2 separate regions of the Homo sapiens genome follow, and region 2 is linked to region 1. A link is an interaction called in ENCODE POLR2A ChIA-PET data of the cell type or tissue named here. Cell type or tissue: GM12878. All regions are shown on one strand. Links, peaks and the distances in the headings refer to the core of each region. The heading gives the core; the rest is flanking DNA.

Region 1 (8,131 bases), core at 1,840-5,839:
AGAGGATTTCTCCTGTCTTCCAGTCCCAGATAACTTCACAACTTCTTATTGGCCCAAATCTAGAGAGTATTATATCCAGATCCTCATCTGTGGTCACTGGATTCAATTTGCATACACAGATTTTTCCGGAGGTTTAATATCTGCATCAGGTAGGTCTCCCACCATCTCTAAAAGTAAAGCCTGAGTTTTAGCTTCTTTTTCTGCCTTTATTTCTTCTACTTCTTCGGCTGACCTTCGTTTGAAATGATCAATTTCTTCATTTGTGTCAACTCTACCACTCTTTAATTGTTCCCTTGTAGGTTCTGGTGATTGATCAGGGATTAATAAATCAGGAATGTCATCAAAATGGACCATCTAAAATCACTATATAATTTATCCTGATATCCTGATATGGTACAAAGTCCTTGTCAACAAAGGTCTCATTTATTTTCTTAATTATGTCAATGCCTTCTGTCACCTCACCAAATACTGTATGGTACCATCAAGGTAATCTAGATTTTCTCCTGTAGTGATAAGAAACTGAGATCCATGTTGATCACTGTCATTATTCACCATGGACATTGTGCCCTTCTTCTTGTGCTTAATTCTTGGGACGTTTTCTGTCTCAAAAAAGCTTGCTTGATCACCATACAATCCTAGGCCAAAAATAGACTCTCCTCCATGACCAGTCCCTGTAGGATCAACAGTTTGTATGATAAAATACCTTTGTATACTGTGAATAAGGCAATAACTGTAATATTTTATTTTGTAATATCTCAAGAAATTAAAGCAGGCGAGTACCTTCTAGATGCTTGGCACTGCCATCACAAATGCCATTAAACTGTGGTACCTGCTCTCAAAAAGTTCACAGTTGCAAGGCTGCTGCTCAGTGTGCAAATTGACAACCACATTGCCCACAGTAGTCTCCAGTAGAACCGCCATGGCACCCACTTCTCCTCAGCTATAAGCCCTGGTGAGGTCACTAATATTCTTTAAGGCAAAAACTAAAAGTCAATAGAAACTGAAAATAGGTAAAGTCTGATTATAAGAAAGAAAAATAGGGCCAGGTCCAGTGGCTCACACCTATAATCCCAGCATTTTGGGAGGCCAAGGCAGGTGGATCACTTGAGGCCAGGAGTTCGAAACCCCATCTCTACTAAAAATACAAAAAATTAGCCAGGTGTGCTGGCACACTCCCATGGTCCCAGCTATTTGGGAGGCTGAGGCAGGAGGCAGAGGTTACAGTGAGCCAAGATTGTGCCACTGTGCTTCAGCCTGGGTGACACAGCGAGACACTGCCAGAAAGAAAGACAGAAAGACAGAAAGATAAAGAAAAAATAAAAGAAGAGAAAGAAAAATGGGTCACTGCATTCAACCAAAGTTTCAGGTAAATGGTGACATAACACATGAAAAGTTTGTCACTTCCCATTCTAGCTCAGCAATAGCAGATATTTAGACAAAGCCAATTCCTCCTTATCTCAACAGCCTCACAAGGCATCACTGCCCAAGATTACTACACAGTATTATTACTACATATTACTACATTACTACACAAGAAGCCACATTCAACAATACAGTTCAGACTTCTGCACTAATGTATATGTATGCATAGAAAGAAAGGGCCAGTGACATCATCCTAGGCTAAACTATAGTATAATATTATAATAGGTAAAGGCAGCAAGATACGTTAGATGTAAGTATGTTATAGAAACCATAGGATGAACCAATTAATATTTCAAGCTTCATCTAATGAAAGAAAAATACACATAAACAGAGTGGCAACTTCAAAACAGAACACCAGAAAAAGCTCAAGCTAACTTAGAAATAAACAATTCATATATAAAATCTAAAACTCAGTGACAATAGCATATTTCTGAACAAGGATAACTCATTTAAAATCTGCTAAGAATTTGACCCACTATTTGTTACCTAAAAAGATAAAAAGTGAGCAAATGCAATTCCCTGAATGCGTTTTTTTTACAAACTAAGAGGTCACTCTGGCATGTAAAGTATTAATAGACCTTTGAAATACACTTTTTAAGCTCTATGATCGAAATATTGCAGAATACTGTAGCTTTTTTCAAAAATCTAATCTCTGAGCACAGTCTAAATCCTCACTTTTGCAATACTAATGAAACTGCATTTAGCAATGTTTGCCAACACCAGTTTAGTTAAGTCCTAGACACTTAAATGATCTGACATAAAGCAGGAAGAGGACTGTTGATTGATTCTTTTAAGGTCAATGTGTCAGAGTAACTCCAAGAATACTTTAGAAGAAATAAAATGACACTTACAAAACTTCGAAAGATATTATAAATACATTTTGTTTATAATTAGCTAATATAAACCAATCTATATTTTACTATGATATTTTTGTACCTTCATAGAAAGATCACTTCACAAGTTTGTATGAGGAATAGTAAAGTTTCCATATGGCTAGACTTGATGTAACCCTGAGCCACTGAGTCCTACTGTTTTTATTATCTTCTAAGATACCAGCATTACACTTCACTAATTCAATGTACAACTGATATATTTAACTAGAAAAGTAAATATAATTACAGAAGAAATGTTATGAGAAACTTTATCCATCACAAAGACTCTATATAATACTTTTGCTCTCCTAACAATAAACACAATTTCTAATGTTACTTATAAAAGAAAATCGTTTCCACATTAACTACTATGCAGAACTTATAGTAAGCACAAATGACATTGAAAAAATGCCAAAACACCCCAGAAGAAATTATTAAAATAGAGATTAAAATTTATTTTCTATATTACATCAACAAACCTAAAAGAAGTGAAAGAGCCAAGTACATATAAATAATTTTTTTAAGGTAGTGTGCATTGCTTTGCCATGACAGTGTTGTATAAAAAGATACTATGTTAAATGTTGCTAAAATATCAAAGGATGATAAATGTAGAGAATCATAATTATGGGGCTGAAGGTAGCCTTATAATACATTACAAATGGGCAGATTTTTTAAAGTTTACATTGCCAAATATGAATACACAAAAAAGAGACCTTATTCTACCCAGATTTTGAAATTTCATGTGAAAGGAAGTTTTTAAAAATAAAATGCTAAATTCTGTCTAAACAAAGTGATAGGTCCTTTAGGGACCAAAGGGAAGGCCCAATGATGGCATAATTACTGGGGATACTTACAGCTATTTTAAGTTCCATGCACCCTAGCGTCTAGTCCCATTTAGCTTTCTCTTCTTCCCTCACCGCCCCAAAGCTATATTTAGCCTTTCTATGACTTAACTGTATAAGCAGTGGGATAATACATTGTGCATACTTTCCTGCCCCATAACTAACTGGGTTCCAACAACAACTTTCAGCTATCTTGAAGTCAGGACTTAGAGCATTACAAGAGCCCTGTGCATGCTGCCTGACCTTGGGCAAATTACTTAACTTCCCAGGACCTCATTTCCTCATCTGTGAAAAGAGGTTAATAAAAGTACCTTATATTGGATTCTACCAAAGATTATTAGTTGGCATAAAGGCTCAATAAATAAAAATTTTAAGAATCATCTAGTCTAATAAACTTTCTTTTCCTTTAAATAGCTCAATCTTTTCCCTACCCAACCAAAATCTTAAAAAGTCTATCCCCTTCATTTTAAAGACACAGAAGATAAGATGCAGAGTTAGTGGCTTGTCATAAGACAAATGTCAAAACTGAAAAGAGAACTCAGGTTTCTTGACTCCAAATCTAGTATTTCCCAGGATACATTTATGCCTCTACGACATGTCTATGGAACCATTTGGAAAATAATTGCTTTGGCCTTTCATTTGATAATTAGTTCTAGAGAAAACAGCCCGGTTATACTATCAAGGACCAGTTCAGTCAAACATGCTTTGCTCCACCTTCATCAGAAAAACAGGAAATAATCCCAAAAGCAAATTTATAGAATCAGTTATAGCACAAGTCTAGTCAGTCAATACTCATTCAGTCTTATTCTCAATATCATCTATAGTAATCAATTTTATGTATATGTTATCAATAAGTTATTAATAAAGCTAATCAAGCCACAAGGAGTTCGTTTATGTCTTGTTCACTGTGCTTAACAATCAAGTGTGTAATGACGTTAGAAAATGTTTCATCAGAAAGCTAATTTTTTAGTAATGTAAAAGTTAAAATTAGCTATACGGACTATTCACAAAAGTTTTCTTTATGGCTACAGAGAATAAATAAGGAATTATTACTGTCAGTAGTTAATAAGTATTTGATCTTCAGTAACACTAGACAGGAAGTTGTAGCAGTTTTCACCTTTTCATTACGAAACACATCTAGATGGTTGGTGGATTTCTTAACTTTTTTTTTTTTTTTGAGACAACACCCCACTCTAGCACCCAGGCTGGAGTGCAGTAGGGTGATTTCAGCTCACTGTAACCTCTGCCGCCTGGGCTCAAGTGATCCTCCTTGAGGATCACTCAGGAGGATCCTGAGTAGCTGGACTACAGGAGTGTCCCACCATGCCCAGGCTAATTTTTATATTTTGCGCAGAGGCAAGGTCTTGTCATGTTGCTCAGGTTGGTCTTGAAATCCTGAACTCAAGCCATCTGCCTGCCTCAGCTTCCCAAAGTGCTGGGATTACAGGTGTGAGCCACCATGCCCAGCAGGATTTCTTAACAATTCTAATAACCTGGTAGACAATTTTGGACACTGACCTTGCCACACAACCGTGGGTTACTAGTTTTCCTTTCCTTTCTTTTATTTCCTTTTTCCTTTCTCCTTTCCTTTTTCCTTTCCTTTTTTTTTTTTTTTTTTTGAGATGGAGTTTCACTCTTGTTGCCCAAGCTGGAGTGCAATGGCATGATCTCAGCTCACTGCAACCTCCACCTCCCAGGTTCAAGCAACTTTCGTGTCTCAGCCTCCCGAGTAACTGGGATTATAGAGGTGTACCACCATGCCCGGCTAATTTCTGTATTTTTAGTAGAGACAGGGTTTCACCATGTTGGCCAAGCTGGTCTCAAACTCCTGATCTCAAGTAATCTGCCCACCACAGCCTCCCAAAGTGCTGGGATTACAGGCATGAGCCACTGCGCCCAGCCCACTAGCTTCTTTAAATCATCATTCTTTTTGGTGAGCCATCATTAAGGTATACGATGGTGGACTTCATTAAGTTATATACGTACACTGTTCAACCCACAAATTGCAGATTCTTGGAAGCCTGTTGTCTTTTGGGAGGGCTGAATCAACCTAGTGCCAGTTGCTGGGACAATCACTTGAGACCAGTCTCTGTTTAGTGATTCCTGAAGCTTCCATCAGTTTAGCACCATATGTAATTAACTTTTAACATTTATGAAGAGAGAAAAGGGGAGAAAAGCACTTATATTCACTACAAAGTGATTCGAGGACAGTACCGATTCTGAATACACACAAGAAAGCCCAGATACAATCATGTTCCTATCTTCAGAAACAAGAATTTCTCTCTCTATCTCAGAAACAAGGATTTCTCTCTCTCACACACACATTCTCTCTGTCTCTTTCTCCTTATATGCAAGAAAGAAATGGAGAAAAATGGCCAATCCATCTATATTTTATTTTAGTTACATTCAACAAACTAGGTCTCACATTTTTAGACATTCTGAAAATGTCAGACCATACCCCAGCACAGCGTAATAGTGCCATGGAAACAAAAGAAAACCAATTCCTTTGTCATTCTTTTAGCTTAGAAATCACAGCTGATCATCAACATTAGAGTCTTTTTGAGTTAGGAGCAACAGCATAGTCTTATGGAATGAACACTGGATCTGGAATGAGAAGATCCACATCCTAAATCCTTGCTGAATCAAAGTATACATTGCTTGGTATATAGTTAGCACACAAATATATGTTTTCTTCTTTCCTACCTAAAACTAGAGACACAGCATAGTATAGGGGAAGTCACTGAGGTATTCATGAACTTGGTATGTGCCTTAGTAACATTCACTTGGAATAAACAACACTGCTTAAAGGTATCTGCCATGTTTGTTCATGCTACAATGAAATACTTTTCCACAATTTGTTCGTAAGTAAAATCCTTAGATTTTTCAGAATTACTGCTAATCCATTATAATTTGTCTTTCAGAATAAGCACAAAAATTCTTCCAGAATAGCCAAATGATGAGTCAACTTATGGTCACTTTCAAGGGTCCAAATGAAGAGCAGAGGGAAATACAGGTAGTATCTGCCTTCCATCAGTTCCCTAGGCTTTCTATATCAATATATGAGTACTTGTGTTCCCTTTCCTCCACTTACTTTTGGCAGAAACCAGAAGTTAGATATTTTCAACCTCTCGTTAAAATAATTAAACAGTATGTAGCACAAAAAGAGTGTCAGTGATTTAGCTTCTTAGACACTTAATAAAAGAATAAATTATATACTGAAGACAAAAAGCAGTGCCAGACACAGACTAGGACAGGGGCTGCCAGAAAGTCTATCTTAGTGGTGTCTGGAAATGTTAAGTTCTGGAGAAAAGACCAAACTAAAATTAAGAAGAACTAAGTCATTAGACTATACTCTTTGGCAGATTATTAACTACCTGTGAACATTTTAATAAAACAGACTTTTAGAATTTTTTAAAATTTCAGACTAAGGAAAACCCTCTCCGACTAGCCATTTGTTGAACACTGTCATTTATTTCCATTCCACTCACTGCTGTGGAGCCCAGTTACTCCCTTATTTTCTTATTCACATGTAGTCTGACTTATCACAAGTAAAACAAAAATCACAAGGACGCCATTATCCTTCAACATTTCCCCAAAGTACAAATCCTAATTTGCATTAAGTCCTTACAGAAACGTACACGGCAGTCCTTCTGTAAAAAGTACTGTAATTAATAAAATGATTTCCAGTTCGATATATACACACAGAACTTTACATACAGTTAAAAACTGATTAAGATGATTTACACATGCTAGGTATTCAATATTCAATACGCTTACAATAACAGTTATTTGAGAGGAATATAATCTTTGAACATAAGACAATAGATTTTGATTAAATAACTATAAATTCATTTATCTATTTTGCTATTCACTGATTGATCTAGAAATTTTAGGCACCATGAGATAACTGATGGAAAAAAATAGTTCTGTAAATAATGAACACTGCTGCTCTCTAGCATAGTTTTCTGAGAATGAAAACCTTTCCCAAAAGTCAGTATGTGAAACCTGTCTCTTTAGAAAAAGCTAAAACATTAATGTAGAAGAAAGCTTTGAAACAAGTATCTATAAGCACTCAAGGAAAATTAATTAATTTTAAAATGGAAAGGGAGGATCTTAATTTTCAAGAATAGCCTGAGAATAAAACTTTATAGAAAGAGAATATCTGAGTATCTCTTTTAAAAGAGAAAAAGTTATTAAAATTTTTTGTATTCCATTGAGCACAGTATAAAAATGACTTAAAAAGATAAATTTAAGGAAAAGAGAAAAACTGAAAGCAAATGAATGAACACAGGCAAACATATATTACATGGAGTTAACATTATATTTGCATTATCTTTTAGAATAGAATCATAACTTCTTTATGTATAAAACAATGAGGCTCTCAAGATACTCATGAAAAAGTCTAATCAAATTTCACTCTAGAGTTAGCAATCTGGTAGAGTATTAGGCCTAAATAAACCTGATATGTTAAATCAGGAACTAACATATGCTATTTTTCAAAACAGGAGCTATATAAATTACAAGCTCTTCCATGTTTTTGTTATCAGATTTGGTACACTTAAAAATAAGCTGTATTCTCCATCCAGAGTATTCTAAATATGACTGTTTTTACATCTTTTAGAACTTATAATTAATCCTAATGATCTATCTTTACAAAACACACACACACACACACACACACACACGCACACAAAGATTTGCATTTCCTACTTACTATCTTGGACAGTAAAACTGTATTTGTTCTATGTTTAAATCCATGGGTTCTGGTCTGTGAGGTTTCAAAAAGAAGCAACTTTACTATATTTTCTTTTGGTTGTTACTAATGATTTTAGCTTAAAGATCATTAATTTTAACACTAACATCCTGCTTTTTCTCATTTGAGTTGCTCTATTTATCTCAAAGGTAGACTTTATGTATTACCATTACAAAAAAATAACTATTTGCATAATACTTTATGATTTTACGTCTATTACAAACACATCACAGGGAGCCTGA
Region 2 (8,131 bases), core at 1,978-5,977, 400 kb after region 1:
TTTATTTTCCTATTCCTAAATATATAATGCAGACACTTATGTATATAAGTGTCAATGCAAAGTGCAGAAAGTAATATTTCAATACTTTAATTACAGTATTACACTTACAATTTTTCCAGGACAAAATGAACTACAAGAATTACCACAGAACTGCATTTAGACCCATTTGCAAGAAAGCATTTGTTACCAATAGTCTTTTAAACATTTGTTCTTAGCAGTTTAGATGCATGCTGATAAGCTGCTAACTTTGCCTTCAGCAGTATGGCTGCCTAGTCTTCTAACCGAAGTTCAGCTTCAAAAGAAAAAACTGAATTTTCCTTTAACTTTGACTTTTAAGTATTTTCTACACTTATTATATAAGTTTTCTTAATCTATTTCTTGATTCTAATCTTTTTCTTTCTTTTCCAAATAAAGCAGTGTTTCCCACTTTATGTTCTTAACAGCTTTATATTCCTCATTTCTATAAACACTTTCCCAAGTTACTTTGTGCTTGCTTCCTTTGCCTAATACATTAGATTTAAGGTCTTTTAAAATAAAAATAAAAATAGCAAAGAAGTATCTTTGGATTTTGTATAGAACAATTTACTTCTAAATGGAAAAGAATGTTTGACTCAGAGAAGTCTTCTCTTCAGTCCTTAAAATCACTGGAAAGATACATTTTCCCTATTGTTAGTATGGGTGTTTAAATCGACCACCAAATTTCCCAGGTACACAAGATAGGAAAGTATCACCCTTTCAAGTTATAGCAAAATTATAATTAGAAATGGCTTTAAATATCAATTCTTTTTTCCATCATCACCTATTTTCTATTGCACTCTTAAATGAGGGAGACTTTTGTTAGAGCAAAGGTGAAGGAAAAGATGCCAATCTGAGCAAAACATTGACTTTTTTAACTTTTAGACTACAAAAAAAATTACAGTGAATTTCATGTTTTTCTCTATGCTACAGCTAAACTATAATGGTTTCAAAATGGACCAGCAAGTAAGGATTCAGTATTCTGAATATTCAAAAATTATTTTTTAGGTGTACTAAAGACCAATAGCTATATATATTTTAGTTATTTCCAAGCGAAATATTCCTGATAAGAAAAAAACCCCTGAGGTTTTGTATTAGGATTTGTTTTTCCGAGGATCCTCTGGCAAAATGCCAGAGTAAAAAAACCTTATCTCTTTCTTTTTAAAAAATACTAAATGAAAACTGTATTTTAATCACCAGATTCAAGAAGCAATTTGAAGATCAAAGTATGCTTTTTATAACAATTTGTATTAGCCTAAATAAAAGTGTCATTCAGAGTTTCTTAAAGGTCAAACAATAACCATCCCAAAGAAAGTATAAACTAAAACACTCAAATATGGATCGTAAAAATACTTGTAGGCTAAAGTAGCCCTAATCTTTAAGAAAATATATTTTAAAAAATGTTATGTGAACTATCTTTAAGAGAAAACATTGAAAATGGACACACTTGAGCACTCCTTATAATATTATACTAACATTTAAGACACATCTTTGTTTTTACAGCCCTAAACCAAGGCATAAGAGATGAGCTAAGTATTTACTGTTATAGATATACTGCTGTGTTTTCTCCTCCAACAAAAATTAAATTAAAATTTTAAGTGATTAGATATTTGAAAATTATTAGCCTCTTTTCTTTAAAAGATTCCATGAACTGCTAACATCTTAGATTATAACTAATATCTTAGTTTATAACCTAATACCTTTTTCAGAAGATGCCCCTTCATTCAGGATTTGGATTGCTCGGCGAATATCCAAGTTGAACAATGCCACAGCAGCAGCTCTTTCCCATTCCCCTTCTTGTACAAGGGAGTTCAAAAATGGCCCCACGTCTACATCCGTTCCTTTCTTTATCCACCCACAAAGCTGTAAAGCTAAGATTCTCTCTTCATTTAAATTTTGAATATCACTTTGCTTATCCAACCCACTCCAATTATGTCTGCTGCTTTCCACCATTCCTAAAAACAGAAAACATTTTTATATTGTTTTATTTCAAAATATATTTGGAAAGTAAGTCAGTTTTACAGAGAACTATGTTGACACATTTAGAATATTTAACTTCTCGGCCATAATTTTATGATAGTGTAAATATGAACTATGCCACAAATACAACATATTTTGCATGTTTTTAAGTACAGTAGCTCCTTGAGTTAGCAAAGAACTACTGAAATAAGAGCAAATGCTCAGATGGACTAAACTGAGTTACTGCCTGGCCACCTAATCTAAAATAGACATACTTGTTATTATCTAACTCACCACCCATTGTTTCCTCTATTTCCTTTAGCACTTAATATGTGCTCCCATTTATTAATTTATTTTTCAGTCTTATCTCTTCTCCCAGTAGCGCATAAGCTCCAAAAGGGCAGGTGTCTTGTCTGTTTTATTCACAAGGTATCCCTACTGTCTGAAATCCAGTAGAAGTGATCTTGCTTTCTTCCTTCTTTCTCTGTACATTAAAAAACAAGATTACAGACTTCAAAGTACTTTGAAAGTTTAAGGTAAGTAATAATTTTAAAATATAATGGGACTAACTTGAGGGCTATTTTTCCCCTTACTAAATCAGAAAACTTCATTTCTCATTCTTTTTTCAGAACAAACCCTTGCCTTCACATAGCATTATTTATACTGCAATCAAGGCAGTTGATCCTAATGACATGGTAATTTCACTTAGGATGATACTTAGTGCCAAATAAAGTCAAAACGAATAAAGATGACACTTAAGAACTATAATAACAAATTCTTAAATGTTCTAGAAAGTTTTACCACCAAAATTGTCATTATATAATTATGTTTTTTAACAAAAAGGATTTTCAGAATAAACTAAATTATGAATTAGGCAACATGAATGTCCAACATTACCAACTTTTTATTTTTTGTAGTAATTTACCTTTGTAATTTACAGTAATTATATATTTATATATTTACATACAATACTGCAATTATACATTTGTAAATAACTAGATCAACAGCAGACAGTTTCTAGAATTCCTCATTCAACCTGTTGGTTGTAGGCAGAACTGTTAAAAACGGCTGCATTCCTGTCCTGGCCCGCCCTCCCGCCCCGCCAACCACACTCTTGTGTAAACCCCTCCCCTTGCGTACAGGTAGAATCTGTAACTTGTCTCGAGATAACAGAATACAGCAGAGGTGAAAGCATTTTGCAGATATAATTAAGGCCCTTACTCAGTTCACCGAGCGAATCAAGGGAAGATTATCCTGTGTGGGCCTGACCTAATTAAGTAAGTCCTTTGAAAGACAGTCTCGAGGTAAGAGAGAAGCAGCAGGAGACAGATCTCCTGCTGATGATCTTGAAGATGTAAAAGCTGCTGTGCTCTGAGAGGGTCTGTGAGAAGGCCACGTGGCAAGGAACTGTGAATAGCCTCTAAGGAGCTGAGAGCAATTTCTGGCCATTAGCCCTCAAGAAAATGGCTACCTCAGTCCCACAGTTGCAAGGAACTGAATTCTGCCAACAACTCCATGAACTTGGAAGAGCACTCCAACCTCTAGAAATAAATACAATTTGGCTGATACCTTCTGGTTAGCCTTTTTGAGACTCTCAACAGAGGACCCAGCTAAGGTGTGCCCAGACTCCTGACCCATGGAAATGACGAGATAGTAAATGAATGAAAATACACTACCAAAGTTAATTTAGCTACAGTCATTCTGGTCAAGGAATTAAAGGCATAAACAAACACAAGCAAAAATAAGAAAATATTAAAAACTTGTCATTTGCAAGTTAAATTACATATATAAAATTTTTCTTTTCTTTTTTTGAGATGGAGTCTTGCTCTGTCACCCAGGCTGGAGTGCAATGGCACACGATCTCAGCTCACTGCAACCTCCGCCTCCCAGGTTCAAGCGATTCTCCTGCCTCAACAGGTGCACACCACCACACCCGGCTAATTTTTGTATTTTTAGTAGAGACCGGGTTTCGCCATGTTGGCCGGGCTGTTCTCGAAGTCCCGACCTCAGGTGATCCACCCACCTCAGCCTCCCAAAGTGCTGGGATTACAGGCATGAGCCACCGTGCCCGGCCTATTTTTACTCTTTTCAAGTATTCAGACTAAATGATTTTTAAGAAAAATTTTAGGCCAGGCACCGTGGCTCATGCCTGTAATCCCAGCACTTTGGGAGGACGAGGTGGGCGGATCACCTGAGGTCGGGAGTTCGAGAACAGCCCAGCCAACATGGCAAAACCCGGTCTCTACTAAAAATACAAAAATTAGCCGGGTGTGGTGGTGTGCACCTGTAGTCCCAGCTTCTCGGGAGGCTGAGGCAGGAGAATCGCTTAAACCTGGGAGGCGGAGGTTGCAGTGAGCCGAGATCGCACCAGCCTGGGTGACAGAGTGAGATTCTGTCTCTTTAAAAAAAAAAAAAAAAAGGTAAAATAGTACATAGTCAAAGGTCTAAACTCTCTTTTATACCTAATTCATACTTTTAAAAACCTTGTGTGATTATCTGATTTTAGGCTGTGGCAAGTCTAAAATATTATGCATGTTAGTACATATTTTAAATTATATCCGATTGCTTTATGAAAAAGTTTCAAGATGTGTTATTTGTAAAATTTTGGAAATACAAAAATTAGTTAAATAATTCCACTTGAAGTTACGTATTTTTAACCTGACTATTGGAAACTATTGCCAATTCAGGTCAAGGAGTTAAGAGGAAACTTCCAAAAAGTTTTCTTACTTTAACAGCACTTCCTACCCACTAAAAAGAAGGAGCATGCTACTTTATTTGCAACCATGAGGGGAGTCAGCCCAAAGACAAAATCACTTTTAGCTTATGAAAGTGGATTTTTAAGGACTATAATGTGAAAACTTTTAACGATTAATGATAAAAGTTAACAAAACACTTATTAAAAAAATTAAAACATTCATTCTGAATAACAAATTTAAATTGTCAGGGCAGAATGCAGTCATTTAATTTCAGGTAGAGGCTGAGATGTATTATAAGGTGTGTATTTTCATATCTCTCCTATAAATTTTGGATTTAAAGCTGGTATTTAGTGATAATACAATTTTAAAACAGGTGAGCAAAAATCAGCAATTTATTTTTCAAATGGTTCCTTACAGCTTAATAATAATATTCTAATTTCTCAAAGAGTTTTTATTTTATAGAAATCATGTCATGGAACAGAATAGAGAACAATCCAGTCATGAGTTGATTAACAGTAGGGATACATTCTGAGAAATGTGTCATTACGCAATTTCGTTGTTGTATGAACATCACAGTGTACTTACACAAACCTAGATGGCATAGCCCACTACACACCTGGGCTACATGGGCCTGTTGCTCCTAGGCTATAAAGCAAGCTTGTCTAACCCACAGCCCAGGACAGCTCTGAATGCGGCCCAACACAAATTTGTAAACTTTCTTAAAACATTATGAGATTTTGGGGGGATTTTTTAAGAACTTTTTTATTTTTTAGCTCATCAGCTATTCTTAGTGTATTTTATGTGTGGCCCAAGACAATTCTTCCATTGTGGCCCAGGGAAGACAAGATTGGACACCTCTGCTTTATAGCAAGTTACTGTACTGAATACTGCAGGCAACTCTAACACAATGGTAAGTATTTGAGTACCTAAACACAGAAAAGGTAAAGTTAAAATACAGTATTAAATCTTATGGGGCCACCATTATATATGCAGTCGATTGTTAACAGAAACGTCATTGTGCAGTAGATGACTGAAAATGAATTCAAAGAGGTCACTGCTAGGAGGTAGAAATATTAATATGTCCTGCATGTTAAGAACATGGTTATTGTATCACATATTTTTTCTGCTTAGAGATCTTTTTATTGATAACTATGCTACAGTTGATTATCAGAATTATCAAATAAGCAATATGATGTCAGCATGGGTTTTAACTTATGAGTTTTACATATAAATTTTTAATATATCTCTGAAAACGAAGTAAAATATATTTATGCATGTTATGTACCACTAAAGTAACAAAATTTTATCTCCTAAATTTGAGACTGTCCTATACATAAATAACAGAAAACGTTTTACTGATGGCTGCGAGGAAAACAAGTTTATTTAAACATTAAAAATCAGGGTTTAGGCCAGGCACGATGGCTCATGCCTGTAATCCCAGCACTTTGGGAGCCCGAGGCAGGCAGATCACTTGAGGTTAGGAGTTTGAGACCAGCCTGGCCAATGTGGCAAAACCCTGTCTCTACAAAAAATACAAAAATTAGCCAGGTGTAATGGCATGCGCCTGTAATCCCAGCTACTCAGGAGGCTGAGGCACGAAAATCACTTGAACCCAGGAGGTGGAAGTTGCAGTGAGCCAAGATTGTGTCACTGCACTCCAGCCTGGGTGACAGAGAGAGAGACTCTGTCTCCAAAAAAAAAAAAATTAGGATTTAAACATTTCTTTCAAATCAGCAATCAGATACTATGCTCTTTGTAGCTACTAATTTGTTTCATTTTAATATCTATGTAGTAACTAAGCAATACAATTATCCAGTTTATAAGAAATCCTAGCTATTTTGCCCCTTGAAGTCATTTTGCATAGACAAATTCTCAGTTCTCTAGATTAGATTTTACCTTTTTGTTTGTTTGTTTTAAAGAAAAAGAGAGACAGGGTCTCTATGTAACCCAGACTGGTTTCAAACTCCCGGGCCCAAGCGATCCTCCTATCTCAACCTCCTGAGTAGCCGGAACTGTAGAGTTTACTCTTTAAGCATGAAAAATATTATTTTCATGATGGATTAAAGCAGGCCAATATTTTTTATACAACTTTCTGCCATCTTAAAAGGAAGGAATTATACCTACTAATAACACTGTGAACTTGCTATACAGGTCTGTAGAAGAGATTCCCTCAGAGCATGCATTCTTCTCATCCTGGTTGATCTAAGCACTTAGCCCATTCAATAAACTAGCCTCTCAGTTCCTTTGCTTCCTTATCTCCAGTGGTCTACACCTCCAAGACTTTAGCTACTCCTTTCACAGCCACACTTGAAACTGTCCTCCTCCAAAAGACCTACTTTCTAACCACAACCACATAGCCTTCCAAAAATCTCACTTCCTTATATTTTTCACAACCTCGCAGTGTCTTCACCACTATTATTTTTACTTATCAGTCTTATCCTGTCTTCATTTTCATCTCTATCCAAATAAGATCCCAAGGGTCAAGTGAACCACTCTCTTGCCAATATATTTAATTATCTTGCCCTACTGTCCTTTATTCTGCCTTCTGGTAAAATAATGTTACCCAGTAATCCTCCCATATTTCTCAAGACAGCTCTCTCTCCTCTTCTCCATATCCTCTTCCTACGACCTCCCTGCTCCTTCTCAACAGCAGCCATAAAATGGGAAATCCCTCAGCCTCTGGTTATTGAAACTCAAACATCCTGCATACAGCATCCTTTCCCCCTTTCCTCTGGCAAATGTGGAGGTGTGCACCCTTGTATCTAAAGCTAAAGAAACCTGTGCTCTGGATCCCATTCCCTCCCATTTCTAGGAACTTCGCTTCACTCCCTTCTCTCTGCATCTTTAACCTCTATGGGCTTCCTTCAATTAGCATTTAAACATGCTTAAATTAATCCCATGTTGAAAACAGAAATAAAGCAACACAAAGCTCCCGGCTCCAGATTTGTCTCCTCCTACTGCGTATCTTTTTGTCCTCCTTTATATAGTCAAATTCCTTCAAAAAAAGTATTTATAATTGATTACTTCATTTCCTCAACCCACTCTGAATTTCTAATATAACTGCAATTTGCTATCCATACCGCCAGTGAAAGACCTTCTCCTAGTCCTAAATTCAGTGAGTCCTTTTTAGTTCTTATTTGGCTGGATCTGAAGCATGGAGCACCGGACAACTGACCTCTCTTCCACATGAATGTATACTAGGTTGGTACAAAAGTGATTGCGGTTTTTGTCATATAGATCTTTCTCCTACATCTCTCGACAATCTGCCTCAGTCTCCTTTAAGCCATCTCTTTCTTACTCCAAACAATTCCATTTACTCTATCAAATATCATTTATTTCTGACATACATTATATTCCTCCCCTGGGCTTTGAACTGATATCCTATTGCCCAATGGACGTCTCTACCTAAGCATCTTGATTTCAACTTGCTCCAAAATAAACCCAAATACTCTTCCTGTGTT

The links. ChIA-PET counts read pairs that join two places held together with the same protein. Peaks named below come from ENCODE experiments on the same cell type or tissue, not always from the same donor. Only the 100,000 strongest peaks of a DNase experiment are listed, where the experiment ranks them.
Region 2: POLR2A ChIA-PET joins it to region 1 with 6 read pairs; 6 of 35 experiments call an interaction of 5 or more read pairs at or near these places.

The regions. Positions count from the first base shown.
Region 1 is chr7:7,973,104-7,981,234 of GRCh38, reverse strand. The region is part of intron 1 of GLCCI1 (glucocorticoid induced 1); the gene reads right to left. It also overlaps the pseudogene LOC100421597. Among named protein-coding and RNA genes, the nearest start is that of GLCCI1, 8.4 kb to the right of the region's middle. In GM12878, for the core only: no CTCF peak of the experiment used is centred there; no DNase peak of the experiment used is centred there; H3K4me3 peaks cover 1,626 bases; H3K27ac peaks cover 1,241 bases.
Region 2 is chr7:7,576,957-7,585,087 of GRCh38, reverse strand. It overlaps MIOS (meiosis regulator for oocyte development), which reads right to left. Exons shown (of 13, transcript NM_019005.4): 6 at 1,716-1,970. Among named protein-coding and RNA genes, the nearest start is that of MIOS, 14 kb to the right of the region's middle. RefSeq lists a silencer at 6,883-7,083. In GM12878, for the core only: no CTCF peak of the experiment used is centred there; no DNase peak of the experiment used is centred there.